Linked DNA regions of Homo sapiens: all the other regions are linked to region 1. Evidence: chromatin loops called from intact Hi-C (ENCODE). Cell type or tissue: PC-9. All regions are shown on one strand. Region 1 overlaps LINC02284 (long intergenic non-protein coding RNA 2284). Region 2 has its middle 110 kb from the start of TMEM260. Region 3 has its middle 6.3 kb from the start of LINC00520. Region 4 has its middle 5.4 kb from the start of TBPL2. Region 5 has its middle 89 kb from the start of LINC00520. Region 6 overlaps PELI2 (pellino E3 ubiquitin protein ligase family member 2). Region 7 overlaps TBPL2 (TATA-box binding protein like 2).

The links. Peaks named below come from ENCODE experiments on the same cell type or tissue, not always from the same donor. Only the 100,000 strongest peaks of a DNase experiment are listed, where the experiment ranks them.
Region 2: it touches region 1 in a loop (8-fold over the local background); 9 of 110 quality-filtered maps call a loop at or near these places.
Region 3: a loop joins it to region 1, with 21 times the contacts of the local background. A loop is called at or near these places in 2 of 110 quality-filtered maps.
Region 4: a loop joins it to region 1, with 17 times the contacts of the local background. A loop is called at or near these places in 18 of 110 quality-filtered maps.
Region 5: it touches region 1 in a loop (21-fold over the local background); 71 of 110 quality-filtered maps call a loop at or near these places.
Region 6: it touches region 1 in a loop (2.0-fold over the local background); 6 of 110 quality-filtered maps call a loop at or near these places.
Region 7: it touches region 1 in a loop (17-fold over the local background); 18 of 110 quality-filtered maps call a loop at or near these places.

The regions. Positions count from the first base shown.
Region 1 is chr14:56,337,863-56,341,862 of GRCh38, forward strand. All of the region lies in intron 5 of LINC02284 (long intergenic non-protein coding RNA 2284), which reads left to right. Among named protein-coding and RNA genes, the nearest start is that of LINC02284, 29 kb to the left of the region's middle. In PC-9, CTCF peaks have their summits at 2,460 (motif pointing left) and 2,660; a DNase peak (open chromatin) is centred at 2,349; H3K27ac peaks cover 556 bases.
Region 2 is chr14:56,472,636-56,476,635 of GRCh38, forward strand. No RefSeq gene overlaps it. Among named protein-coding and RNA genes, the nearest start is that of TMEM260, 110 kb to the right of the region's middle. In PC-9, CTCF peaks have their summits at 1,956 (motif pointing left) and 2,157; no DNase peak of the experiment used is centred here.
Region 3 is chr14:55,800,935-55,804,934 of GRCh38, forward strand. No RefSeq gene overlaps it. Among named protein-coding and RNA genes, the nearest start is that of LINC00520, 6.3 kb to the left of the region's middle. RefSeq lists an enhancer at 2,521-3,720. In PC-9, a CTCF peak has its summit at 2,226; a DNase peak (open chromatin) is centred at 2,347; H3K4me3 peaks cover 369 bases; H3K27ac peaks cover 2,406 bases.
Region 4 is chr14:55,444,031-55,448,030 of GRCh38, forward strand. No RefSeq gene overlaps it. Among named protein-coding and RNA genes, the nearest start is that of TBPL2, 5.4 kb to the left of the region's middle. RefSeq lists enhancers at 2,226-2,315, 3,390-3,890, 3,655-4,000. In PC-9, CTCF peaks have their summits at 2,325 (motif pointing right) and 2,525; no DNase peak of the experiment used is centred here; H3K27ac peaks cover 1,391 bases.
Region 5 is chr14:55,705,855-55,709,854 of GRCh38, forward strand. No RefSeq gene overlaps it. Among named protein-coding and RNA genes, the nearest start is that of LINC00520, 89 kb to the right of the region's middle. In PC-9, CTCF peaks have their summits at 1,673 (motif pointing right) and 1,879; DNase peaks (open chromatin) are centred at 317 and 1,677.
Region 6 is chr14:56,245,903-56,249,902 of GRCh38, forward strand. All of the region lies in intron 2 of PELI2 (pellino E3 ubiquitin protein ligase family member 2), which reads left to right. Among named protein-coding and RNA genes, the nearest start is that of LINC02284, 63 kb to the right of the region's middle. In PC-9, a CTCF peak has its summit at 1,796 (motif pointing right); no DNase peak of the experiment used is centred here.
Region 7 is chr14:55,436,538-55,440,537 of GRCh38, forward strand. TBPL2 (TATA-box binding protein like 2) reads right to left here. Exons shown (of 7, transcript NM_199047.3): 1 at 3,859-4,000; 2 at 24-481. The coding sequence starts at 3,912. It also overlaps a transcript of FBXO34 not described here. Among named protein-coding and RNA genes, the nearest start is that of TBPL2, 2.1 kb to the right of the region's middle. In PC-9, a CTCF peak has its summit at 1,742 (motif pointing right); a DNase peak (open chromatin) is centred at 1,724.

The DNA.
Region 1 (4,000 bases):
TAGTCTTTGCCTTTCACCAAAGTGTAAGTGATGCTAACCACACTCGGTGATCAGTGGTTCTCAAATTGGAATGTGCATGACAGACAGCTAAGGCACACAGTAGGAATTTAGATTCTTGGTCACCAATCCTACAAATGGATTCAGCAGGCCTGAGAGGGGCTCAGGAACCTGAATCTGCATTTGTGCCCACCTCCTAACTCCTGGGTGATTCTAAGGACTACTCTTGAACTCTAGATCCTGCCTGGAGAAGCAGGGTGCCCTGCCCTATCTGCATTGGACACTTGGGGCCACAGCTGCTGCCCTGTGAGGTATGAATTAGTCTCTGGGTTACTCCCTGGGGCCCCATTTATTCCATAACTGCTTGAATTCTCTGAAGTCAAGCTTTGAGCTTAAGGTTGAAGAATTCTTCCCTAAGTATAATCTCCAAAGCTTCCTCTCCATGAGCTGCAGGACATCCTGTATTAATTGGGAACATTAATTAAGCTCCTTTACTTATCCTGGAAGGTCTCTATTGTTTCAATAAGTTGTTCAATTTGCCAGCCACATTAGCTCATAATTTCAGGATATGGACTCAGTTTCTTCTTAATCTGTTGCTCTAGTGGTTCCCGAACTTAGATGGGGACAAGAATTACTGCAGAGCTTATTAAACAAAGGGTGCCAAGCTCACCCAAGGCTTACACAGCCAAAATCTCTGGTGTCTGTGCTAGAGATTTTGGGATTCTGTGTTTGACAAGCCCTACTGGGGTTCAGATACCAAACATTTAGAATTGTTGCATAATCCAGTTATTCTCAAATGTCAGGATGTATCAGGATCACCAAGGGGACTTGTTTAACAACATCACTGGGCCCTACCTCTCAGGTGTCTGGTTCGGCAGATTTGGTTGGCGTCTGAGAGTTGACATTTCTATCAAGTTCCCAAGTGACATCGTTATTTGTGGACCAGGGCCTACACGTAGAGAACCACTGACTAAGCTAGTATCTGGGCCCAGGCTGCACTTACAGCCATGTGTCACCATCAAACCAAACATATGGTGGCTTTAAAGCAGCTTCTTATCAAAACAAACACTTCCACTGAGCCCCACTAAATTCCTGCTTTTAGGCTGGGAGGGCCTTTTGTTCTCAGATCACTGGCAGAGTAGCAGAGGTGGATGAAACATGCTATCTCTCCAGGTTCTTTGTGGTCTCTCCCCATAACTCACCTGGAGAGTGGCCCTGACACTGCAAAATGACCTTGGCCATAGCAATAGTAGACCCAAGTGGAGTGCTGTCCCTCACTCTTCACTAGTTATATCACGTTGTTCAGTTCTGGCGTAGCACATCGGGCAGTTCTTGCTCCTGCCTTTTGATCACGCACAAACACTTCCCCAAGACTGAACCCCTCCTCAAATTTCATTTCTCCCCACCTCAATAGAACTCGTAAAGCACTATTTGGTAATGTCGGTTTTCCAGGCTGTTTCTGGAAAGATGGAGAAGAGAATATATCAAACGCTGCACTACACAACACTTCATCAAAATCTCCACCTTAGTTGTCTCCTTCTCTCTTGTCCTCCCTGCCTCCCACCAGTTTTTCTCTTGATCTCTTTCCTCCTCTGATTATGTAGAATAATTTAGGTGTCCTCCCCCCTTCCAATTTGCATCCACCCACCTGAATCAATTTAACACCCCCATCTTCCTTCAGCAACTAGGGGATCTTCTTTGGGATCCTTCCTCCTTAGACATTAGGAGAGGATTGTAAAAATATATCCTTTCCCATCCCCACTCCACCTTGACACCAACTCCAACAGTGGGAGCAAAGAGGTTCTCTTTAGGGGAGAATATTTGCCTTTATGGAGCATGTGATCCACCCCTCTGTGATCCCCTTCTTTCTCCAAGCAAAATGAGACAGGCACAGCTGGGAGATAGAAATCTCCCTTCTATGTGGGGCTTATGAGGTTGACATGCATCCCCATCTTTCCTGTAGGAGAATGCACTTGCCCATGCAATATGGATACTTGGAGCCTTTGGGTCAGGGCAGGGGAGTGAGAGAGAGAGAGGTGGGGAGGTGGAGGGTTCACTTAGAGTGGAGTCTTCAAATGCTTTGAGAGGCTTAGAGCCACCCAAAGCTATGTCTCCCTCATCACCCTCGGGTTCACACTACCCCCGTACATAGACCCTCTCCTCAGCCACCCTCACTGGGGTTCTTGGCATGGCAGCCTGCCCCCCATGTTGAGTTATCCCAACAGCCACAAAGTGTTTAGAGCTTCTTCTGAGTCTCCTGCAGCAGCACAGAGTTTCATGACACAGCATGGAATGACTCAGCAAAGTCAAATGAGGGCAGAGAAGACAATCAGAGGGAATTACAACACTTTGAGTAGAATGATGAGAAAAGGCCCTTATTAAAGAGCACGCACGAAGTTCAGACTGCCAAACACTGTAGTGCCATCTGCCGGCTGAGGGCCCTCTTGCATAGGCCCCCATTCTTGAAGCTATTCTCCACGCCCCGAGCCATGGCCAGGATCTCTGAGACCACTGGAGATACTTTCGCTGTCTGTGTGACCTAGATTTCAAAAGAGGTCGTTCTATGAGTCTGTCATGCTCTAATGGAACCTCTCTCTGTCCTTGAGGAACTTGGATGATCTAAAACTCAGAGGGATCTAAAACTGTTGAAAGGCATTGAAGGTGTTGAAATGAAAGAAAGAAAATATACTAAACCTAGCAGCTAAAATATGTCCTTTGGATGTTTTGTATGTGCCTAAAATTCTTCAAGATACCATAAAATGGTCACCAACTACACTATTAATGTCATTGTGTAAATGATCATTGTCCTTCTCATGCCCCTAATTGTTAAAGACCACCAGCTGCAATCCAGCTCCTTGGTGGACAGGCATAACCGCGGACTTTGGATTACATCCCCTCTATTTCTTCTGCCCTATATTTATAGACATAAGTGATCCTTAAATTTGCTAATGAAGATGGATCCTAGTTTCAGTGAGATCAACGTTGCTGGCTGATTATTTATCAATACATTTTAACCAGGAATTGCTTCCAGAATCATAAAGGCAGCAGAAATCCAGGCATGTATTTGGAATTTGTCTTTAAATTCTAATACCTTTGTCTAAAGACTTTACTGCTACATCCATTTCTCTACTAGATGAGCAAAATACTTTTCCCTGGACACTAAGGTTAACTTCTGCTTTTTCATCTCCTAGAAGTGTTAGCCATTTGGACCTTTGTTTAACAGCTTCTTTGAAGCGTTATGCTCTGACAGCTTGCCTGATGGATGGAGCTGTCAGCATATCCCCAGTCCAGAGATGAGGAGGACATTACCTCACCTACCCACTCTATAAATCAGATGAATAAAAATTAGTACCAAGCTAGGCCCAGGGATCCTTTCTCATTTTAGTACTCTTTGTAGATTATAATCTTCAGAATGTGCTTCAGGAAAAAAAAAAAAAAGAAAAAGACTTTAATGTTGCTTTGCTCTAAAGAATTAGCATTGATTTACTCTACAAAATAACTGCTCATGGCTAAGATATTTGAAAAAATTAGTACTATGTGCACAAACCTGTCCTCTGTGACCTGCAATCATAACTTTAGGGGTTGGAGGTCTGATCTGAAGTGCAGAGAGGGAGATATTAGCAGAAATGTCAATACCCAAGGGGGACTGGGCAGAGTGGGCAGGGCAGAGATGAGATGCCAAAGTGAGGCAACCAGAGGCACTCAGGAGAGGTATCAAGGAGAAAAGAAAGCCTTTCCTCACCCATCAGAGACAATTACTTCTGTGGTTTCCAGGACGTTTCTTTACAGATCTACCTACATCTTTACATGTCGGTTTTCCCTGGTAGCCCCTGAACCCCTTGACGTTAGGAACTGAGACTCATTCATCTTTGTGTCCCCAGGTTCCCAGCCCTAGGTCCCATGGCCGGCATTCAGTGTAAGATCTATGAGTGAATGAATGGGATCAGGTACTTTAGCAAAATAACTAGGGTAACTCTGGATGAGAAGAGAACGACATAGTCTG
Region 2 (4,000 bases), 130 kb after region 1:
TATTATTTTCTCTTACTTTCTTCCTTCTCTTTGCCCACCCACCCACCACAGTCTCCTGCCCTGAAATTTAATGATGATAACACTGAAATAAAGCATAGCCAGAGAAATCCCTAAACTGGCACAGCAGGCCAGTGGGGGAGCTCAGATTGGATCTCTGGCTTCCTAACTCTTAGTCCAGTGGTCTTTTTCTTTGGAACTGTAAATAAATTCTTCCACCAATGTCCATGTCATTATTCTTTGCTCTCTATTTGCCATGATCTATAGTTTTGGTGGCTCAAAATACATTATCTTCCTGGGACTGGCTCTACCAAGAGCCAAGGACATTTGTGTTGGAGCTAGCAAGGGCCACAGTTAAATGGGTGAATGAACAGGCTGGATGGAAGGACTGTGGTGGAGGATGGAGATGCCAACCTTTCTCAGAACATGAGAAAGGTCTTCCTGTGTCCAGAGTTCTGTCCATTGCACTCACACACTCTTTCCTGGCTCTCCTCTTTTCTTCTCTGGCTACTTCTGTTTTGTTTGCCGCCATCCTTCTCCACCAGGCACCTAGTGTGAGTTCCCCAAGGCTAGTCTTAGTCCCCATTTCTTTCCCTATACTCTCTTCATATGTGGATTCAACCAGGCCTTTTCTTTTCAAATGTCATCTACATGCCAATGGCTCCCAAATCAATTTCCACTCCAGACCTCTCTGTGCTCTGTCCCTTCAATGTAATTATGGACTTAATATTTCTACTAGGATGTCTCAAATTCTCAGAATGTTTCAGATAGAACTTAGGATCTTCCCTCCTCCCCCAAATTGGTTTTCCTCCAGAATTTCCTTTCTACCACACCCCATTGCACAAGTCAGTAATCCTTGGAGCTCCTCTCTCCCTCACACTCTATAGTCTGTATATAATCATGTGCTCCCATCGGGTGACTTTGACAACTTCCCACTCCATTAGCCCACCCCCTAGTCTAAGCTACCACCATCTCTCACCTGGACTGCAACAGCTTCCCACCTGTTCTACCCAAATCCACTCTCGTCCCTCTCCTACTCATTCTTTACACCAAAGTCTATGTTGTGCATCACTGTTCAACCCCCTGACTCCCTGTGCTGAGGCCGCACTGGTCTTTTAGTTCCCTGTAGCAAGACATGTTCCCATGCCTCCTCTCCACCCCCTCCCTACCCCACAACCACCATCGTCACAGGGCCTTTACTCATGGTCTACTGTATGCCCAGAGACTCCCCACCTCCAATCCACACACATACACAGCCATCTAGTTACCTCCTACTCATCCTTCAGACCTACATCACTTTCCCAGACCCAGGTCATGTTCCTTCATTAGAAACTTGTCTCCAGTCATGTTCTGGACATGTGTATCTCAGATTTGTAATTACACTCCTTCACTCACTTAACAGCTCTTTACTAAGCACCTACTTTGTGCCAGGTACTGTCCTAGGCAACTGAATAATTAGTCAAGCAATTGAAAAATAAATGCTTGAGTATTTTCTGTTACTCTCAAGTACTAGGAAACTGAAAAAATACAATATAATTACCACAGGTAATTACATTCTATGAATAATTAATTACAAGTTCATTTCTTTATTTATCTTTTTAATATCATTCCCACTCTAGGCCCTATGTTCAATGAGAGCTGGAACTGTGTATATTCTGGTCGACAAGTATCATCAGCTCTCAGTGTAGTGCTAATGCCTAGCAGGTACTAAAACATTTGGGAAATTAATGAATATTTACATTTGTAAATTAACAAGTGAATGAATAAATATAATTTGAATATTATAACCTGGCTTACATTGAACTTGTGATATTTTAATGTTTAATAAATATTGTGATATACAATTCGAAAACAATTTCATGTGTAGGCGGCAAGACAACCTTTCCCCAACTTGCCCATTAACCTGTAAAAGATGTGAATAGTTACTCCCTTCTCCCCTCACTTTTGAGAAGTGGTTTCCGAAGAGCTAGCTGAACTTTGCTGCCATCTTTTGACCAAAGTTAATACTGCAGAGATAAAAGCTACATTCCGTAGAAATTCTCATTACAGCCTCTGAGTATCAATGAGTTCTAGCTTTGTGTAAAAATGCAAGAACGTGTTGCCACTTAAGAGGAAATACATGGCCACACTCGGTGCCTACTTCTATTATATGTTTCTTTCTTTATTTGCATAGCTATCTTCTATCCACTCTTTCTTCTGTATCCCAGCACCATGGTAAAGCTTAATAAATATTTTTTTATGTGAATATTCTAAGCGAACAGTAAGTGAACAACAATTTAATATCAGGACGTGCAGTGTACAGACACCAAATAGACATTAGTTATTATTATTAACATTATCATTATTAAGACCCTTCCCCTGCAAAGTAGATGACTTCAGGAAGACTCTAAGTTCCTACTTGCTTGTGGACACCTACCCCAAACTTTGTCTCTCTCTCTCCTCTCTTCTTTCCTCTCACCCTCCCCTTCCCTGGAAGGCCCATGAAAATTACTTTTCATTGCTATCTTAATCCCTTAAAATATATAAATACAGGCCGGGAATGGTGGCTAATGCCTGTAATCCCAGCACTTTGGAAGGCCAAAGCGGGCAGATCACTTGAGGCCAGGAGTTCAGGACCAGCTTGGCTAACATGGCAAAAGCACGCTAATAGTTGTCTACAAAAAAATACAAAAATTAGCCAGACGTGGTGGCGCATCTCTGTAATCCCAGCTACTTGAGAGGATGAGGTGGAAGGATTACCTGAGCCCAGGAGGTGGAGATGGAGGTTGCAGTGAGCCGAGATCACACTGCTGCACTCCAGCCTGGGCAACAAAGTAAGACTCTGTCTCAAAAAAGAAAAAAAAAAAAAAAAAAATATATATATATATATATATACACACACATATATATATATGTATATATATACACATACATATATATGTATATATATACACATATATGTGTATATATATACATATATATGTATATATGTATATATATACATATATATGTATATATATGTATATATATACATATATGTGTGTATATATATATATACACACACATATACACACATACATACATATCTTTATATTTTGGTTCTCCATTAAAATTATAAGGCCCTAGTTGCAAAAAAATTGTATTTCAATCTTAGGATCTCCCACAGTACTCAATAAATGCTTATGGACTGCATTGAAGGTCATTTTCTGAAATGAAAGATTTAAAGAGATTTTATTTTGCTCTAACATATTTTGTGTTAAGGCTATACTGGGAAAATTATGACAGGTTCTCAGAAAGCTAGCATCGTTTTAAACTAAATATTTCAAATGATATTCATTTGGAAAATTTACAAAATTGAAAATATGACCTCTTTGAAATAGCTGTAATGCCAGGGAGTCTTTGTATATTGTAAGCTAGATAATAGAATATAACAACCAAGAATCGTGGCAATGTTAACTTCTTTAAACAAAGGAAGCCAGAGAGATGAAAAATTTGGATTGTCCCATGAGAAGTCTGATAGGTATTTGAGCAATACATAGACCTGTTTAAAAGAACAGATATACCTTGGAGTCCTTGAGGGGCGTCTGTAGCAGAATCTGGTTTCAGGAAAGTGAAATTGTTGGATAACTCATGAAAACAAAAACCATGAAACAAAGAGGTTCATCATCTGTTTGAAGAAACAGAGGTTCATCATCAGTTTGAAATTAGCCCTTTCAGCATAATGGGGAAATGCTGCAGCTGAAAGAGAAACCCTTTCATTCCACACACATGCCTGGTATATATTAGGTTGTCAGCAAATACCTATTGAATTGAAGAGGACTTTGATTAGCCACGTTCTTACCTTTCTTTACAATTCACTACAGTTCAGCTCCTGGTGATTTAATAATTCTAAATGCCCAAATTTAAACATCCAGTTTTAAACAATTGGTTCTGGATGGGCATGTCAAGGAAAATGATGTTTTGTAGTTTGCTCTGCCATGTATGACTGAGAAAACTAAACAAAGCAGTTGAACAGCTATGTGGA
Region 3 (4,000 bases), 540 kb before region 1:
AAAAAAACCCTAACCTATGAGCACTTGGGGAGATTGATTTGAGTAATAACTGTCTCCTCATGTCAATTGAACTCTTTCTTTACTGCAATGCCATGGTCTTGGTAAGTTGATTTTGTTTGTGCAGCAGGCAGGAAGAACCCATCGGGTGGTTATAGCTTGCTTAGGTGAGCACTGTGCAGAGGAGCATGAGTCATCAGCTATCCCCAAGATATTCACAGCTCTGTTCAAATGTGAAGATTGGCAACTTCATACTTTTCTTTTGATGATGTTCCAAAAGCCATTTGGTGGGCTTTAATATTTGTGCCCAAGATAGTCATTCAGATGAAACCTCCTTTGCAAAAATTGTAACAGTGAGAAAATTAAGACAGTGAAAGAGACCTGACCTAACTGACTCCATCTTGCCTTTAAACTCCAAGCTGCCTTTGTTTATTCCCGGGGTAGGCCAAGCTAACTTTGAAAGGAATTTAGTTTATAGTTTAACTTTGAAACAAAGATGATAACAGCCTCTCCCCAAACAAACTCTCTCCTTGCTTGGTGTATTAGTCTGTTTTCACAATGCTATAAAGATACTACCTGAGACTGGGTAATTTATAAAGGAAAGCAGTTTAATTGACTCACAGTTCTGCATGGCTGGAGAGGCCTCAGGAAACTTACAATCATGGCAAAAGGGGAAAGCAGGCATGTCTTACATGGCGGCAGGTGGGAGAGTGAAAAGCCCAGGGGAAACTGCAATTTATAAAACCATGAGATCTTGTGAGAACTCCCTGTCATGAGAACAGCAAAGAGGAAACCACCCCCATGATCCAATTACCTCCCACCAGGTCTCTCCCTCAACACCTGGGGATTACAATACAAGATGAGATTTGGGTGGGGACTCGAAGCCTAACCATATCACTTGGAGACCAGGTTGCCTTTGTAAAACCAACAATTAGTGACAAGATTAGAGATTATGGTTCAGGAGTCTTGTAGCTACAGGCCACAAGATCACTAATCACCCCAGTTGCTCCTATAGATGGCATCACTATCATAAAGATTGGTGTTTGAGATATTTTTCAGACTCTGTATTCTGATGGATCAGCTGGTGCCACCCAGACCAGTAAACTGGCTCATCTCATGGTCCCCACCTGGGAACAAACTCAGTGCAAGAGGACAGCTTTGACTCCCTGTGATTCCATCCCTGACCTGACCAATCAGTATTCCCCATTCCCTAGGCCCCTGCCTGCCAAACTATCTTTTAAAAATCCTAGCCTCTAAATTTTCATGGAGGCTGAATAAAACTGCAATCTTCTGTTCAGCCAGCTCTGTATGAATTAAACTCTTTCTCTTTAGCAATTCCCCTGTCTTGATAAATTCACTCTGTCTAATCAGAAGCAAGATGAACCCATCAAGCTGTTACACAGCCTTCCACAAAAGACAATGGATTAATGCTACCAACTATTTCCAGGCAGCTCAGCCAGTGAGGGCTAAAAACATTGAAGATTTCTGTGTTGAAAATCCCCTCTTCCTATCTCACTCTCTATTGCCTCTCTGTAGCTTCTTTTTCCTTTTATTGTTGTCCTTGATATTTCACCAATGTGAACTTGGTAGGGAGTATGGCCCTCAGATGACAAACCAGATCCCAGACATTAGACCCTCCTAGAGTTAACACTGACCAGAGGTGTCTAATTGCCAGGATGGGGATATGCCTTGGAGCCAATTTTCTTCTACATGATTGGGGTGAGAAATTGAATGGCTCCCACAGGGCTCTAGGAATGTGGGTTTGGCTGCAAGAACTCCAAGTAGCCTGATATTATGGAGTCTTCACTGAACAAATGCATTTTCTGCACTAGTCAGGATGAAAAAATATCGATTCTTATGCAGACAAACAAGATCGAAATATTCAATTGTGTTTATTTTCTCTGAGTGACAATCCATCTATCTTTTAGTATTTCCCTTACTAGGAAAGTTTAATGTGGAAAAATACTAGAGCTCATTCAGGAACGGCAAATAGATAACATTTCACATGTGATCTCTAATAGATTGGTTGTGCCTGTCTGGAGAGTTATGCTAAGCAGAATTCTGACACTGCATCTACTTTTTGCATGAAAAACAGTCACAGTTGATTAGTAATGTCTGCCCTGGGTGCAGGAGTCAGAGCAGTAGACATGTTTACCACATTCACTCATTCATTCAGTCACCAAATATTGAGTGCCTATATTGCATGCAAGGGACTCTTCTAGGGGCTATGGCACAGTTGTAGTTGCTGAGGTTCTGTTCTAGGTAGAGGGCAGTGTTCTAAAAGCTGACTGTATTTACTATTCCTAAGTGACTCATCAATTTACAAGTCTTGATAGGTCAAATGATTCATCCAAGGCCACAAAATCAGTAAGAGTCAACAGGAACACAGGACTCTGACTTCCTTGTTGTCTACCTTGTGACCCTCTCACCATCACCTGGGTGAACTGTTTATCAGCAATTTTTATTCTAAAGCTGTAGTTGCAGAAAACTTCTTGACCTACTCCCATCTTTTTGTTCAATGGTGGACCTTCAATGTGGGCTGTAGCCTGGGAATAAGGAGACGTTTCTTCCTTCTTGGAACCTTCCATGCAGAATCACCTGCCGTTTTCAAGAATGTAACAGAGGCAGCAAAGCATGTGGAAAATTCCTCTTTGTTGGCAAAGACCAATGTGACATTTAGTTGAATGAGGATATTATTGAAAGGCCCTATAGGGGTTAACAGTGCCTGCGGGGAGTGGGAGCTTCATGGATCAAGGTATCACATGGTAGTTGGGTGAGTTTTTCCATGTCTGAATTCCAGGAAATTTTCCCTGATATGGTTCTGTTGTTCAAAGTAAGCCTGTTCTGCCCAGGGCTTTTGAAAGTAGGCGTGTCTAGATGGGTGGTGGAAGGGCACCTGGGGGGAGAGATTATATTTTCTCAGTAGAATCCAGTTTATTCCACCAGTTCCTGAGCTCCCCACTGCACACCCATACTTTGGGGAAGGGTGTGTGTGCCTCCCTGCTGGGCTTTTCATCTGAACTTCAAAGCACTGCAAAACAGACTACTCTGTCTCTTTTCCTGCCTGGTCTCCATGGAAAAATGGTGAGATCTGACCTCCTCCCAGTGTCTGAACTTCCTACTCAAAGCTTTGGAGGCCCTGGATTAAGATTCCAGGAAGGGCAAAACCCAAGCCACAAGTGGGGAAGGCTTTGTTTCATGCACATGAATCATTCTTTCAAAGAAATCATGAAGAGGCTCATTTATGTAACTGTGTCTATTTAAGGATTTTTCGAGAGGGTTTCTAGGAAGTTAACAAAAATCTGAGATATTCTAAAACACCTCTACCCATGGGGCACTGTTCTAACAAGCTCACTATCTGTCATTAGATGTAGCAGGAGTTGTTGGCGCCCGGCCCAAGTCCCCTTAGTCTATGGTGGACATCATTCATAGACAGCTCCTGTACAGGCACAATGGCTTCCTCGGCTCCCTGGATGAGAATATTCTCTGGCTGTGCTTCCTGGGAACAGACTTGAAGTGCTGGGGAATCAATACTCCAGGAGCCTCGCTCAGCCAATAAGGGACACAGTGATCAATTCTGAGATGTGTGCTGCACAGTCCCTAAGAGGGTCCCAGTAGGACTGAGTCCTGGCTGTCTGCAATTGCAAGTTTCTCATTTATACTCCTTAATTGGCTCGCTTCCCTTCCCTATCTCAACTTCCAGCTCAGTCATTGTGCATTCTGGTCACCTCCACAGAAACACTTGCACCTAAATCCTGGTCTCAGGGTTGGTTTATGGAGGAACCTAAACTAAGACCTGACAAACCTCTATGTCTTCTGCAGGGCCAAGCTGCCAAGAACTTCTTGAGGTCTGCAGTCTTCTCCTCTCTCTCTTGTTAGGTAGATGGATGTTTGCCCAGCCGGGATTTACCTTTTCCAGGGCAGGAGGCATCACAATGTGGACAAAGTAAGATCCACAACTTGATGGAGATACCAGACTGACCCAGAGAGACTGCATCATTAC
Region 4 (4,000 bases), 890 kb before region 1:
AAATTTGTGGTAATTTGTTACTTTACAAGAGAAAACAAATACATCAAAATTATAATAAGTAGAGACACAAATTTGCAGTGATGTGCCATGCAAATAATAGAGGAATAAAATGGTAATAAGCTCATTTGGGTAAAAGGTGTACCAACGTTCCTTATTTTTATTCCTGTAACTTTTTGTAAGTTTGAGATTGTTTCCAGGTAAAATGTTTCAAAATATAATATTAGTGATTGTTTTGTGAGTGTTTTAGTTGTTTGAGATTTATACAAGATCTTGTTTTTTTTTAAATTATTTTTTGAGATAGGGTCTTGCACTGTCACTCAGGCGGGGAGTGCAGTGGTGCGATCTCAGCTCACTGCAGTCTCTGCCTCCCGGGTCCAAGCAATTTTCCCGTCTTAGCCTCTGGAGTAGCTGGGATTACAGGCTCGTGCTACCTCGCCCAGCTAACTTTTGCACTTTTTTTTTTAAGTATAGATGGGGTTTCACCATGTTGGCCAGGCTGGTCTCAAACTCCTGACCTCAGGTGATCTGTCTGCCTCGGCCTCCCAAAGTGTTGAGATTACAGGTGTGAGCCACTGCGCCCAGCCCAAAATCTTAAGCTATTCTTTTCTGGGAATCAAAGATTGCTATGGTTTGATTGACTAACAGTTAATTGCTAGCATTTATTCAGCTCTTACTATGTACCACACGCTATTCTAAGTGTTTCACATATATGAACTCATTTAAATGTCTCGAAGACCTGGTGAGATAAATACTCTTTTTGTCCCCACGTTACAGTTGAGGATACTGAGGCACAGAGAGGTTGAGTAACTCGTCCCAGAGTGTCTGACTATGGAGTCATTTGCTATGTATTGTCCCTTACCAAAGGCTTACATAGACCATTTCAAATTAGTTTGTTTTCTTTTGAACTGTGGTGGTTATCTGTTTTGATTCTGACTTTTTTTTTTTTTTGGCTTCAGAATTTATAATATTTTATACTTTGGCAAAAAAAGAAGAAAACCGAAAAACTACTATATCCAATTCATTCTTTTCTTTCTCAATTTACTGTTGTAAAGATTAAATGCCTTAAATAGAAGCATATGTTAACTTTTTTTTTTTTTTTGATATAAGGTCTCACTCTGTTGCTCATGCTGGAGTGCAGTGGCACAATCACAGTTCACTGCAGCTTTGACATCCCAGGCTCAGGTGATCCTCCCCGCTCAGCCTCCCAAGTAGTTGGGCCTCTAGGCTTGCGCCACCACACCCAGCTAATTTTTTGTATTTTTTTGTAGAGATGGGGTTTTGCCTTGTTGCTCAGGCTGGTCTTGAATTTCTGGGCTCAAGCAATCCACCTGCCTTGGCCTCCCAAAGTGCTGGGATTATAGACGTGAGTCACTGTGCTGTGGCCATACGTAAACTTTTACTAAGCACTTTGCAAGTATGAAGTATTGTTATTAGAATCTTTAAAAGAATAATGTTAAGACAGGAGTGCATATTCATGGTCATGAAGAGTCTTGAACAGAGGTCAATTCTATGGAAAATATGGCTTTTACTCGTATTTTAAGAGGACCTGTCCCTCCTCACAGAAAAAAAAAAAAAAATATATATATATATATATATATATATATATATATATATACACACACATATATACATATAATATATATTTGAGACACTCCAGGCTGGAGTGCAGTGGTGTGGTCATGGCTCACTGCAGCCTCAACCTCCCAGGCTCAAGTAATCCTCCCACCTCAGCCTCCTAAGTATTAGTTATGACTGCAGGTGTGTACCACACACCTGTCTACAGGTGAAAACTCCCATCTCTACACAAAATTTTAAAAAATTAGCTGGAAATTAAAACAAAAATTTTTGTAGAGCTGAGGGTCTTGCTATGTTGCCCTGGCTAGTCTTGAACTTCTGGGCTCAAGCAATCCCCCCCCAACCTTGGCCTCCCAAAGTGCTGGGATTATAGGCGTGAGCCACAATGCCTGGCCTCTTCATAGACAATTTAAAAATGAACCTACATTCTACATTAAATATAATTTATATGTAACAATTTAAGAGTTGAATTGCTTATGATTAGTTGATATTTTATAGACATTTAATCAAATTCACTAATTTCAGTTTTGGAATAGAAAAAAATGTTTGGAGTCAACAGACTTTCTTAGCTCTCAAACAATTTTACTGTCCCTTGAAAAGCTCCTAAGCCCTGGGCACTGAACCTCAACCTCTCAAATGCAGTCACGTCACCACTGGGGCCTGGGATTCTCTGGCAAGAATAATGAAGATGGAAATTCAGTGTTGGAGGGATGTTGAGAAACATTGTTCACTAGGGGGCGCACTTTCATCTCCATGAGGGGAATACCTTCTGGTTTGGGGAGAAAACAAACAGCTTTGAGGGGAGAGAGGAAAAAAAAAAGGGGGGGGAGCATGCATTCCCTAAATGTTAAAGAAAAAAAGGGTAGCTACTTCTCCATGGCAGAAGACCAGAGGGTACTTCCAAAAATAAATAAGATTAGTTACTGTATCAGTCAATGTGAATATATGTGCTATTTTATACAAGGAGGTCCTATTTATAGGAGCTAAACGGAAAGTGCTTGTAGAGTAATCCACATTCACACTATCTTGATGGTTGTTAAATGTGAGGGGCAATTTCGCTGCCCAGGAAAAAACGGAAAAGAATTTGCATAAATGAGATTAGGTTTCTAGAAGCCATGTTGGGAGAGAACTTTTTTTTAATGGTGGCAATATTTGCTAAATGCAGCCTTCTCTTTCTTTTAGAAGCCATGGACATTGGGTGTGATTGATCTCTACATGGAGCTGTCAGTTTCCAGACAGTGATTTTATACACAAGAATAGGGAGGTGGATTTGAGCACTGCACAGAGGCCTTTTCTAGATCAAAATTCAATGAATTCTTGTCCTTTCAGTAATCGTTTGAAATAAAAACCCACAGTAATTCTTCCTCCCCCTTTTTGGTGGAGGTGGAGCATGAACTTCAGCATCTGGGAAGGAGCCTGTGTAATGGCTTAGTCAGGAGCTGCTGAAGCACAACACAGATAACCTTGATCTCCATAGTCTTTGCTCACCAACCCCAGTCCACTGAAAATCTTGAATCATAATGGTGCAGCTTTCCTTCTCAGGCAGTGCTATACACTGGCCATAAAGAAGACTTGCTGTGTTTAAAGTTTCTCAGGAAAATGGCTTAATTTCACGTAATATTAAAGACAAGAATTAAAATTTCACAAGTTTCTTTTTCTCCCTTGACTGATCCCTATTATTTTCTTTCTGTGTGAACATATTCCATCACAGCGTTTCTACAATAAATAATGCATTCTTTTAGAAAGCATATTATAACTGGGAAGTGTTATTTATAAGCATCGTTTTGGCAGTTGTTTCATGGAAACAGAACCAATCAATCAGCACTGATTCTGGGCAGGAGAGAGTTGCTTTACCATTTTCCACGCTGAGCACATCAGGGATGTCTGATCCCAGACAGTAGCTACCTGTCTCCTGCCACGCACAGCAAAACAGGGAGATTAGGTTTTACCGTATTTGCTTGGGAAAATATGGATGAAGATTTCAGCTTCTGTCTGCTCTGAACTCCACTTTTTTTTTTTTTTTTTTGAGACAGGGCCTCACTCTGTCGCCCAGGCTGGAGTGGAGTGGCACGATCTTGGCTCACTGCAACCTTTGCCTGCTGGGTTCAAGCAATTCTCCTGCCTCAGCCTCCTGAGTAGCTGGGATTATAGGTGCACACCACCACACCCAGCTAATTTGTTTGTATTTTTAGTAGAGACGGGGTTTCACCACTTTGGTCAGGCTGGTCTCGAACGCCTGAACTCAGGTGATCCGCCTGCCTCGGCCTCCCAAAGTGCCATGCCTGGCCTGAACTCCACTTTGTGTGCACCTGACTAGGAATGGATTTTTGTATGTGTTTGTACTTGTACTAACAATGAAAATCTTCTATATACATCTACTAGGTACCCATAAAAATTAAAAATCTTCTAGAAGACTTCGGTCTGA
Region 5 (4,000 bases), 630 kb before region 1:
CATCCCAGGGCATAACTATTGAGAAAGACCTTCCTAGTATGCAGGAAAAAGAATTATAGACTTCTGCCACTTGGAGGTGGCAAGGATGGTGTTTTCTTCAGCAGTAGGAAGGAAGCATCAGGATAAAGAAGTTTCTGTAGTTCCTGAATACCATTTTACTTTCTCTCCTACTTATTATTTCATAAGGCCTAATGGGATGTGGCAGACTCTTGACTCCTCCATGAAGTGGAGACAGGCCAGCACCTGCGATGAGGGCTGCCTGGGTGACTTGTGGTTGTGTCAAAAGTGTTTGCTCAAGAATAAGCTGTTTGCTTTTCATCCTGACGTCTGCTAAGCCCAGGTGCTGGAGCTATTTTTGGTAGCTGACTTCAGGAATTACTTTTCGCTATCCCCAGGCAGATCTCATAAGCCCATAATTGCTGTGAACCTCTGTGTGTGTGTGTGTGCGCATGCACTCAGGTGCATGTGTGCTTCATAAGCTTGCTCACTGATAATAAGCCAGATTTAGAGTCTTAAAAAGCTCCCTATCTGATTTTTCCACACTTTCTTATGACCACTAGTTCCTCTTTAACCACCAGGGATAAAGTCTTTGAGGAAGAGAATTGTTCTGAGCAACGCCTGGTCTAATGTGCTCTTCTGATTGCACTTAGCTCCCAGGGTTCCTAGGCTGGACAGGCAGACTTTATAGCATCTGAAGGAGCATCTGGAAAGGACACCCTGCAATTTTGCACTTCTTGTCAGGCCAAGGTTCTTCTGCTTTAGAAATGAACCCTAAGACAGGTCATAAGCCAGGCCAAGGAGGGAAAAATAACTGGAAAATAAGGAAAATTGAGAAAGAGAAGTAGATTTTTTTTTTTTTTTTCTGAGACAGGGTCTTGCTCTGTCACCCAGGCTGTAGTGCAGTGGTGTGATCATGGTTCACTGCAGACTTGAACTCCTGGCCTTAAGCGATCCTCCTGCCTCAGCCTCCCAAAGCACTGGGATTACAGGCACAAGCTCCTGCATCTGGTTGAAAGTAGATTTAAGTAAAGTACATGTTTTTCAGTTAGATACAAGGAAGAATTGTCTCCCAGCAGGCTCAGAAATCATAAATGTGATCCTGAGGAAGTGAAAGACCACTCCTAAAAGATGCCATTAACAAGCAGCAGCAGCAGCAGCAGCAACAACAACCACCACCATGACATTTTAAAAGGTCTTACCTCACACCAGGCACAGTGCTCAAGCCAGTACTGAATGATTCATATAGTGGTTATTGTATCTCTATGATATATACAGTCTCAACCCCTTTTACACATATGGAAATGGAGGCTCATGGTTTAAGCCACTGGCTCGAAATCACAAAGGGGTGCATGGTGGCACCAGGCTACAAATGTAGGTCTGACTCCAAATCCCTAGGTAGTTTTCTGTCTCGGATTTTGATTAATAGGCTCCAAAGCAATGTCAGTGTGAGATGATTTGGAAGTGGAATCCATATTGTCTATTTTACAAAGTAGTTATCCAGATACATGAAATTACCTGTGTGAAAGCACTTTGAGGAGCATGCAGTACTGTTCAAGTATAAAAAGGCATCATCATCATCATCATCGTCATTGTCATCACCATCATCGCGGTCACTTAATTTCTCCAGCTCTGCCAATAGATTCTTATGGCATTTCACATATCCAATCACTAGGGGGAGGCAATAGACAATGCATATAAGCAAACTTAGTTTTGGAAGGAAAGTTTATTTTTCCTGTAAGTGATGCTCAGAGATTTAAAATAAATAAGCAAAGGTTTGTATTAGGGACTGGCAGCCATTCCCGTCAAGGTTTGATCTTGTGCTTTTGTTGAAGTGTTTCCCTGAGGGCATCTTCGTCTATCACAAATACTTATGAATAGTGGGTATTGCCCAACAAAGGCCTGACATCGACTTTTGTTTCATTGTTCCTGCTTCTTGCCTTCTTTCCCCACTGTGATTCTGCCTGTGATCATTTCTGCTTTCGTTGAGGTGCAGTTTTTCCTTTATTCTCCCCATTCCATTTGACTATGGACCGTGTTTGTTGGTCATCTGAGGCAGAGCCAGTAGGGCATGTTCCTGATCTCTCCTGTCCCTTAACGGTGCTGCCCTGGGGTACCTTTGGCTTCCATGGAATCTCTTCCTCAGTCTTGGGGTTCCTGAGGTGACCTTCTTGGCTCTCGTATGCAGACCATTCTGACTCTTCCTACATCATTCTCATCCACACTTTTCTTACTGTGGCGATGTTGACTTCTCTTTCCATCCTTCTGGAATTCCACATCTGCCTTCATTTCCTTTCTGCTAGGTGGAGAGGATGTTGGACTAGGAGTTCAGGTCCTGTGAGTACTACTTACTAGCTAGTTGGCCTTGAGACACAGGAGGACCCCACTGAGCCTTTGTTTCAGGGATCATTATAACTTCCATGTCTACTTCCCAGGCAAAGGACTATTTATTTTGTAGCCTAAATTAATCGGCCTAGGCTGTTCATGTAGAGTTATCTAAATAGTTCATCTTCTTTTCCATTTCATGTATTTCTGTGGGTCAGTCCCAAGGTTCTCATAAAGAAGCCCTCTCTGGTAGTGTCTGCACTGTTCCACCAGGTGCAAGTGATCTGCCAGCCAAAGTAGATTCTGCTGTGGCTTCCCTGGAAACCAAAGCTGTATGGGGTTGTGTCTTAGCTCATTAGGGCTGCTATAACTAATTACCATAGACTAGATGGTTTATAAACAACAGAAGTGTATTTCTCGCAGCTCGGAGGTCTAGAAGTCTGAGGTCAGGGTGCAGCATGGCCAGGTTCTGGCAAGGCCAGGCCCTCTCCTGGGTTGCAGGCTGCTCACTTCTCTTTGGGTCTTCACATGGGAGGAAGAGAGCAAGAGCGAGAGCGAGGACGAGAGGGACAACTCTCTGGATCCCTTTTATAAGGGCATTAATCCCATTCGTGATGGCTCCACCCACATGACCTATTTACCACCCAAAGGCCCCACCTCCTAATACCATCACATTGGGGATTAGGATTTCAGTGTATGAATTTTAGGGACACAAACATTCATTCCATAACAAGCTGTGCTGCCAAGGGGAAGTGCAGCTGTCTCCCCGGTGTGTTGCCTTCTGCTAGAAGGGTTCCAAAGCAGTGTTGCTTGAACCTCCATGAGCTAGAGTTCCCATTCCTCTCAGTTACCTCTCTCTCACCTACAGGGCTGGCTGGAGGTGGATTCCTGTAGTATCCCCCATACTTTCATTTTTAATAACTTCTATTCTCCTTTAACAACCAAGGACCAATCCATTGTGCCCAACTGTCTCTTTCCTTAGGATGAGTCCTACCTTCCTTCACCCTTCTGAAAATAGACTATTTGCCAGGCATGCCTTAATACTTTAAAGTCCATCAGGTGAAAAATCTTGAGTTCTTCCCAGGAGACTTTCCATGTATGTTTCCTGTTGTCAGGCCTGTCCCTGTGGCTCCTGAATATATCTAAGTCCCAGCGGTGGACAACAGAGAGCTCTGGCTGAAGACAAGAGTTCTGTTTTAGTTAAAAAGAGTTTCATTGTCATCAGAACTATCTTTCTCTTGTCTTGTCCTTTGTGGCTCTTCTTCCTTCTTCAGCATTTCAACCTTGATTTCTTTCTTTCATTTTAAATACCACCATAAGGTGTTTAAAACTGAAGGTGTGTCAAAATGACACAGGATTTGCTTCAAGGGGCTCCCCTGGACAAATTTCGGACAACCTGAGAATCAAAATTAGTAATAACAGTTATGAGTAATAACTCATTGCATTAAAAAAGAACCTATCCATCTATATTTATACTAAATAAAAGGGGAGGGGAGAAGGGAAAGCCTTTCTTTGTAGAAGAATGCCAATTAATAAATACAAATGATAGAATTACAAAAGCACCATTTTCAACCACTATGGTGGTTGAAATAATTATTATTGTAATATTATTACAATTATTTTTATTAATTTTTATATTATTTTAATTATTACATAGTAATAATTCAGGCAAGAATTA
Region 6 (4,000 bases), 92 kb before region 1:
ATGCAAATACTATACCAATTTATGTAAGAGACTTGAGCATCCTCAGATTTTGGTATCTGCAGGAGTCCTGGAACCAGTCCACCATGGACATTGAAAGATGACTGTAGCTACTAAACTAATAGACTTTTCGAACTGCAGAGTGCCTTTGAATGCCATAGATCATATAAATCTTAAAGTTACAGGAGACTTCAGGAGTAATCTACTTTATCCTTCCTCTGCAAGCATGGATCTCCTCTGGAGTGCACCTGGTGCGTTCTCCATGTACTTTCTCTCATGGGGCAAACAGAGGTTGTAAAGTTTGCTATGACTTGACAAGAATAACAACTCCATTACTGGGCAACTTGGTACCATTTTCAACAGCTGTAACTGTTACAAGGTTTATATATTTACACTCAAATCTGATCCCCCTTCCCTTTAACCGTAACTTTTATACCTTGGTTTTGATTCTGTCCATCACAGCCAAACAGAAAAAGTCAACATTTTCTCTAATGTTAATAACTACTTAAGCTGCTAATCTTCCCCTAAGACATCACTTCCAGGGCAAGTTGCACTAATTCTTTCAACCCTTCCTCCTGTGTTTCCCATGTCCTTCTCCTTTCTGGCCTCTCCGAGCCTCTGCATTTGAGTGCTCTTCAGGACAAGCGTGGTCTACCAGTATTGATTAGAGTGATTTTTTTGTGTTGTTTCTCTGTTAAAAGCAGTGTTTACGGACGTAGGCCAACTGTGTACCAGGAAGTATGGGCTTGACATGGTTATGCATTACTTTATTTAACCCATATTACTTTGCAAATAGTTTTGATTATCTGTAGTACGCTGGGAAACTAAGACTCAAAAGTTAAGTAAATTGTTCAAGGTAATTTACCTAGGAAGTAGCAGCGCTGTGTCTCCTATCCCATTTAATTATTCCATCATACATTGACTTATATTGTGCAATTTTTCTCATACTTACTATCTTGGCCACGTTTCCTTTTTAGAATTTAAGAAATATTACATTCTTCTGAAAAACCTTTAAACTATACAGAAATATATAAGAAAAACCTTCTCCACCCCAGTAACCATGTGGTAGTGTGATACGAGAGTACCTTTTTACGTTGTTGGTCTACTGCTTACTTTCTGTACCTAAATAAAATACAGAGATACGAATGTGTACCTGTGTCTCTGAAAAGATTGAGTTAATAAATATAATGGACCTGTAGAATTGTGTCTGGTACACAGCAAGTGCTCAAATGTTGCTATTATATGTACAAACACATACATAATGTGTGTATGAAAATCAACATACACACACGGAATTCTTTCAAAACCAAAACAGGAATGGGAACAGTCTCTGTATACAATGCTTAAACTACTTTTATCACCCAAGATTTATCGTGTATATTCTTCCGATTATTATTTCAGTCAACTGTAGTTTTTCTTTTTGTTGCTACAAAGTATACTCTATCCCCTTAATTTATTTAGCTGTCCCCTTACGGATGGATGTTTAGGTTGTCTGCATGCTGTTAGAAATAGTGGTGCAGGGGACTGCTTGAGCATAGATCTTTATTCATGAGAGTTGATTGTCTGAACCTACACATATAAATGTACATTTATCACTTTAAAAATGCCTTATCTTGTTACATTTGGCCTGTTTTTATAATGTAGTCATTGGGTAGATTTTGACCCTGTCATCAGTGGATTCACTGTCTTTGGTATTGCTTCATTTTAAAAATTGTGATCAACCTACTTTCGTTAACATCTTGAAAATCATGGATTAACACAAGACAGAATTCTGTAGTTGCCACCAGAGGGCTCCTGTTATGTTGAAACTGATTTTATAGGTATAATCATTCACCCAGGTATAAATCTACTTTGGGTATTATCTTCTAACTATATTTCTCCATTGTATGTATAGAAATGTCGAGACAGACCTTGTCAGATGCCTTCATGGAATCTTGTTAAGAAAGTAGTCATTTAGTGAGTAATCTTTGCTACCCAGTCTGGAAGGATGACACTATATTCTATATTTGGAGAAACTTGAAATATAAACGACAGATGTCTATACTTTGGAAAGTGTCTGAAAAATGTCTAAAAATGCCCACTGTTTTATTGCCAAGAGAAGGAAAAGTGTCAGTGCTATTTTGATTTTGTTAGGCTAGCTGCCACGTAACTGGCTCCAGTGTTGATGCTCCATTTGGCAATTTTTTAGCACGATCAGATTGAATATAATCAGTTAAACTATATTTTCAGAATATTTGGGTTGATTTAAACCATTAAAAGTAGTTGCCTAAATGTGAAATACAGTCCAAAAATAATTTTCAGCGTCTACCATGCTGCTATTATGCAACGAACATGTCATATGAGCCGACCAAATATGTGGCTTCTTTGAGCATAGTAAATAATGAGAACATTAAGTTTCGCGCACATTTTAATTTATTCTTTAACTTTTTAAGATCAAGGACTCTGAAGTGAGAGAATACAGATCATTATTCCTTTTTTTTTTTAATCTGAAAGAATTGAAGCACAGAGAATTAAAACAGCCCAGAAAAAGAAGCGATACATCCCGATCATCAGGAGAGTCAGGGAAAGCTTCACACAAGAGGTGGCTTACCGTTCTGCTGAGGGTGACTGTGAGAAGGAGCCTCCAGGCTGGCAGGGAGCCTTGGTGGAGAGGCACAGGAGAACATGGAGGGTTGGGAAGCAGAAGGAAGGCATGCAGGAGCATGGATGGGGAGGCTGACCTGAAGGGTGCCATGAGGAGGCCGGATCCTGGAGTCTTGAATTCCAGGCCCAGGAATTTGGCCTTGAATCTGCAACATGAGAAGCTGGTTGGGAGGTGTAGAGAAAAGGGGTGACTCTAATCAGGCTCAGGCACAGAGGAGACACCGAGAGGGCTGTTGCTGCTCCTTAGTATTCTGGGGCTTGGCTGTTGAAAACCCTCCCCGGGGGTTGCTGAATGCCATGAGAAGGGCAGTCCATGTGCTGCGGCTGCTCCTGCCATGCCACTTGTAGAGGATATCATGTTTCTTCTTAGGAAGTCTCAGGGAAGCAGGGTTAATGGTCATTTCAAAAAGTAAAATGCACATCTTCTCTCCCAGTTTGTGTCCAGTTTTGGTGTTTGTGTTTCCGTTGGGCCTTTCCCACAAAGGCTTGAGTACTGTTAACAGGTAATCCCTGTCATAGTGGTGCCGTGAATTGGCCATGGGATATAGATTATGTGATGCTCGGAAGTGTGTATTGGCTTCAAAAGATTGGTACAGGTCTCTTTTAGTTTCCAAACATTCACATATGAGAATTCTAAGCTTAAGGAATTAACGTCCACTAAAATTCAAGCGGTATTGAGCATTTACTCTGTGCCAGGCAGGGATAGGGGTGGGAGAGAAGAAAAGTAAGGCCCTGTGCCCTGGGCATTAATGGTTCCCTCTTTCATTTAACATCCTTTACATATATCATGCATTTGCCCATCCACCCTCATCACATTGTTGGTTATTCTTATTTACATGTTTGTTAACATCAGTGTGAAAGCCTCTCCTCCCCCAGATAACGTTTTCCCTCCTATTTAAATCCTGCAGCCTCAGCATCCCCACCAAAGACCACTTCCTCCTCCATTCAACTCTTCCAAGGTGCAGTCAGTTTAATTCAACGGATATTTCTGGGACTATTAGGTGCAGAGTCCCATGTGAGTATCTAAGGGACAAGAACTGTTCTTTGTAACCCCAGTACTGAGCATGCTCCAGGTGTGTCTCATGAACAAGGAAGGGCTTGTGTTCCCCTGAGGAGGCAATATGGGAATACACACAAGGAATTACACAGCATTTGGGGCAGCAAGTGGCTGACAAAATGTGTGGCTCGTGTGTTCAGCTCTGTGGGAACTCAGGTTAGAGACTGAGAGTGACTGACACCAGGAGTGTGTCTCTCACTGCTCTGTCCCATCAATGTGTGCCCTGACTCAGTCACTGAATAAAGGATCACACATGCCTAGCATGCGTCATGCGAATCTTGATGTCACTGAAATATTTTTGAG
Region 7 (4,000 bases), 900 kb before region 1:
TTAAAACAAAAATAAAAACTTACTGTAGTTGAGGTACAATTCCACAACATTCTGAAATAGGGGTCATTGGTGTCATGGGAGTTATGGATGCCAGAGACAAGGAGTCGGAGTTTGGTTTCTCAGGAGAGGGCTGGACTGAGTCAGTATCACCAGGGTGCAGCTGTGAATGGGAATTTGACAAACTGCTGCTGTTTAAGCCCAGCCCAACGTCCTGTTCGCTGGGTGATGGCAACCTACTTTGTGGACTTTGGCTTTCAGAATTTTCTTCAGTTTCGTGTTTGCTAATGACAGGCTGGTCTTTATTTTCCTGGGTAACTTCATCTGGTAGGAAGCTAAGATCCACAGATGAGAAATCACCAGATGTTTCTTTGACTTCAGGGTTCGAATTAAATGCAGTATCCGGATTGGATGCATTCAGTATGTACATATCATAAGGTACAACTGGGCTGAACAGGGGAGACCTGGGTGGGGCAAGGCCATCCTAGGCAGTTCCCAAAACAGACAGACAAAAACACAACAGACAGAACAGCATGTTACACAAAAGGGATGTCACTATGGCAGGCAGGCAGGCAATGTATTCAGTGTAAGAGGCAGTTCAAGATTGCTTGTATTCATGCACTGCTTTTTTCTAGAAAATGCCATTAAGATTCTACTACAGGCCAGATGTGGTAGCTCACGCCTGTAATCCCAGCACTTTGGAAGGCTGAGGCAGGCGGATGGCTGGAGGCTAGGAGTTTTGAGACTAGCCTGGCCAATGTGGTGAAACCACGTCTCTACTAAAAATGCAAAAATTAGCAGAGCATGGTAGTGCCTGCCTGTAATCCCAGCTACTGGGGAGGCTGAGGCATGAGAATCTCTTGAACCTGGGAGGCAGAGGTTGCAGTGAGTCGAGATCATGCTACTGCACTCCAGCCTGGGTATCAGAGCGAGACTCCATCTAAAAAATGATTCTATTACAGTTACAGCACACTTAATGGAAACAGAAAAGAATATTTTAAAATGCAGAAAAAGCATTCTTCATAAACTATCTTAGCTACTTTGGTTAGATCTCTAGTAAGTTGCCACTCTCTAAGTCCAATTTTGCAATAGAGGCAATTGAGCAACCATGCTCTAAATTGTTGTATACTTTGAAGAGAACAGATATACTGTATTATTTAAGTTAATTATAAACTTTAGTTGACTTTACTTTGAAATAATTTTGAGTTTTAAATGTAAATAGAATAAATGAAGGAAGTTTAAGATATAGTTGAATGCTAATCAAGACTCACTAAAGACCCATGGTTATTCCTTCTAGGCAAAGGCGTAATAAGAATTCTTGTAATGTTCTAGTTAGAAGAATTTACACTAGGAAAAAAGTTATTGAAACTTAAATGGTAAGAATAGTGTAAATCAATTTATTTTCAGTCCAGGGAAGGCTGCTCAACTACCATTATCCAGCAACGGAGAGAATGATGTGTGCACCTGAGGAAAGCAACTAATGTAAAATTCATGGACTTTATTATGGGAAAAAATCGATTAGCTTGATAAATGCATTACCACCTGCTTCACTCAAGTTACGGGCCTGGACTCCAGATTTTGAGCACTGCTTGCAGGAGAAACTCAAAAAGATCTTATTTCTTTTCTGACCACTGAAGGGTCAGGAATGCACCGTGTTGCATCTTCTCAGTGACAATGCTACCTCCGCTAATGTACGTCTGACTGGAGCCTATTGGAGTGTTCTGTTACTACAAGTCCAGCAGGTGGCAGGGGTGACTAATTGTTTAAAGAAAGCACTTAGAATTAAAAACAAAATCAAGCTATTCTCTTGAAATAAGATTTTTGACCTCTATTTCATTATGAATACATGATACGCTCCCATCTTTCCCCACCCTCAACCCACAGAGTGGCCTAAGAAAAGTGAGATGGGGACAATGGGCCCCAATTCCACTGCAGGGTTTCCTTGGTCTCACCTGTCCCAGATGTAAAGGGTCTCCTCCCGCAATTTACGCTAAAGCACCAAAGCTGCAACAGTCAGTGTCTCCCTTCCCCTTCCCCTTCCCCATCATGGCATTTTATCAGGGAACAAAGCTACACGTACACAAGAATGTAAGGCAATGGCGAGGATTTGAAGGAGGATGTTTTATGGTAATGGAAACTTGACCGGCTCCCTGCAGGGTCTGCCTGTAGTGACTCTCCTCAGAACATGTCTGTGTAGCACGTTCACTGCATCCTTGGCTTCAGAATCTTTAGTCATTTTTGTTAAACTGTATCCACTTACCTTTCTCAGAACCTTTCCTGTCTGGGCTCTTCTTTGCTGTGTTAAATGCTAGGGAAAGTCACCATTTCTACCTCAGTGCTGATCATTGTCTTTATAAAAAAATTCTCCCACCAAAAAAAAAAAAAAAAAAGTAAGTTGCTCTCTTGCCTTTTTTTTTTTTTGAGACGGAGTCTCACTCTGTCGCCCAGGCTGGAGTGCAGTGGCACCATCTCGGCTCACTGCAACCTCTTCCTCCTGGATGCAAGCAATTCTCCTGCCTCAGCCTCCCGAGTAGCTGGGACTACAGGCTCCTGCCACCACGCCCAGCTAATTTTTGTATTTTTTAGCAGAGGCGAAGTTTCGCCATGTTGGCCAGGCTGGTCTTGAACTCCTGACCTCAAATGAGCCACGTGCCTCGGCCTCCCAAAGTGCTGGGATTACAGGCGTGAGCCACCTCACCCTGCCCAATGCTAAGGATTTTTAAGTCTTAAGAGTAATTAACTTTAAAAAAAAAAAAAAAAGCCACAGGTGTTTCTAGTTGACATTTGGCAAACCCTGCAACCACCAGCTCCACCAGAGACTTGACTTCTAGAGGGAGGCCTAGTACTGGCATCCATGCTGCAGGGGACAGGGGCTCTCTGTTTCCCCTGTCAAAGCAGAAACCCGTGGGAACCTGAAGTCACTACAGCTAGCACAATGCACTCTCTGTGCATGTCCTTTAGAACCAGGCGGGGGGCCAGGAGTGGTGGCTCACGCCTGAAATCCCAGCACTTCGGGAGGCCAAGGTGGGTGGGATGACTTGAGGTCAAGAGTTCAACACCAGCCTGGGGAGAAAAGCAAACCCCCCCCCGTCTCTACTAAAAAATACAAAAATTAGCCGGGCATGGTGGCTCACGCCTGTAATCCCAGCACTTTGGGAGGCCAAGGCGGGTGGATCACGAGGTCAGGAGATCGAGACCATCCTGGCTAACACGGTGAAACACTGTCTCTACTAAAAATACAAAAAAATTAGCCGGGCGTAGTGGCGGGCTCCTGTAGTCCCAGCTACTCGGGAGGCTGAGGTAGGAGAATGGCGTGAACCTGGGAGGCAGAGCTTGCAGTGAGCCGAGATCGCGCCACTGCACTCCAGCCTGGGTGACAGAGCGAGACTCTGTCTCAAAAAAAAAAAAAAAAAAAAATTAGCCAGGTGTGGTGCGTGTGCCTGAAATCCCAGCTACACGGGAGGCTGAGGCACGAGAATCGCTTGAACCCAGGAGGCGGAGGTTGCAGTGAGCTGAGATCGCGCCACTGCACTCCAGCCTGGGCGAGACTCCATCTCAGAGAAAAATCAATCAATCAATCAATCAATCAATCAAAAACCAGAACAACCTGGGAAGGGCCATGTAATCTGGTAACTGAGTGAACGGTTCTGGATTCGTGCTAGATGAAGTTCGAGCTCTGTTTGGCAACCTTGGTCAAATTATTTCACTTTTCGAAGCTTCTAACCTTCAACTTAATGACTTGGGAAACCAAGCCCGCCTCTTATGGTCGCTATGAGTTTTAAGAGGAACGAAGGCAAAGCCCTTGGCACAGGACCGGGCGGGACTTGGGTCCTGACTCTGGGACAGTGGCGGCAGCCTCACCTGAGCGGCGCACTGGTCCAGGTAGAGCTCCAGGTAGGTCTCCTCCTGCTCCATGGACCGTAATCCCACTGTTGGGGGTGGGGGCGGGTAAGAGGGTAAGCGCGGAGCGAGCAGCCTCGGAACCCGCTCCGGCCAGGGCGCA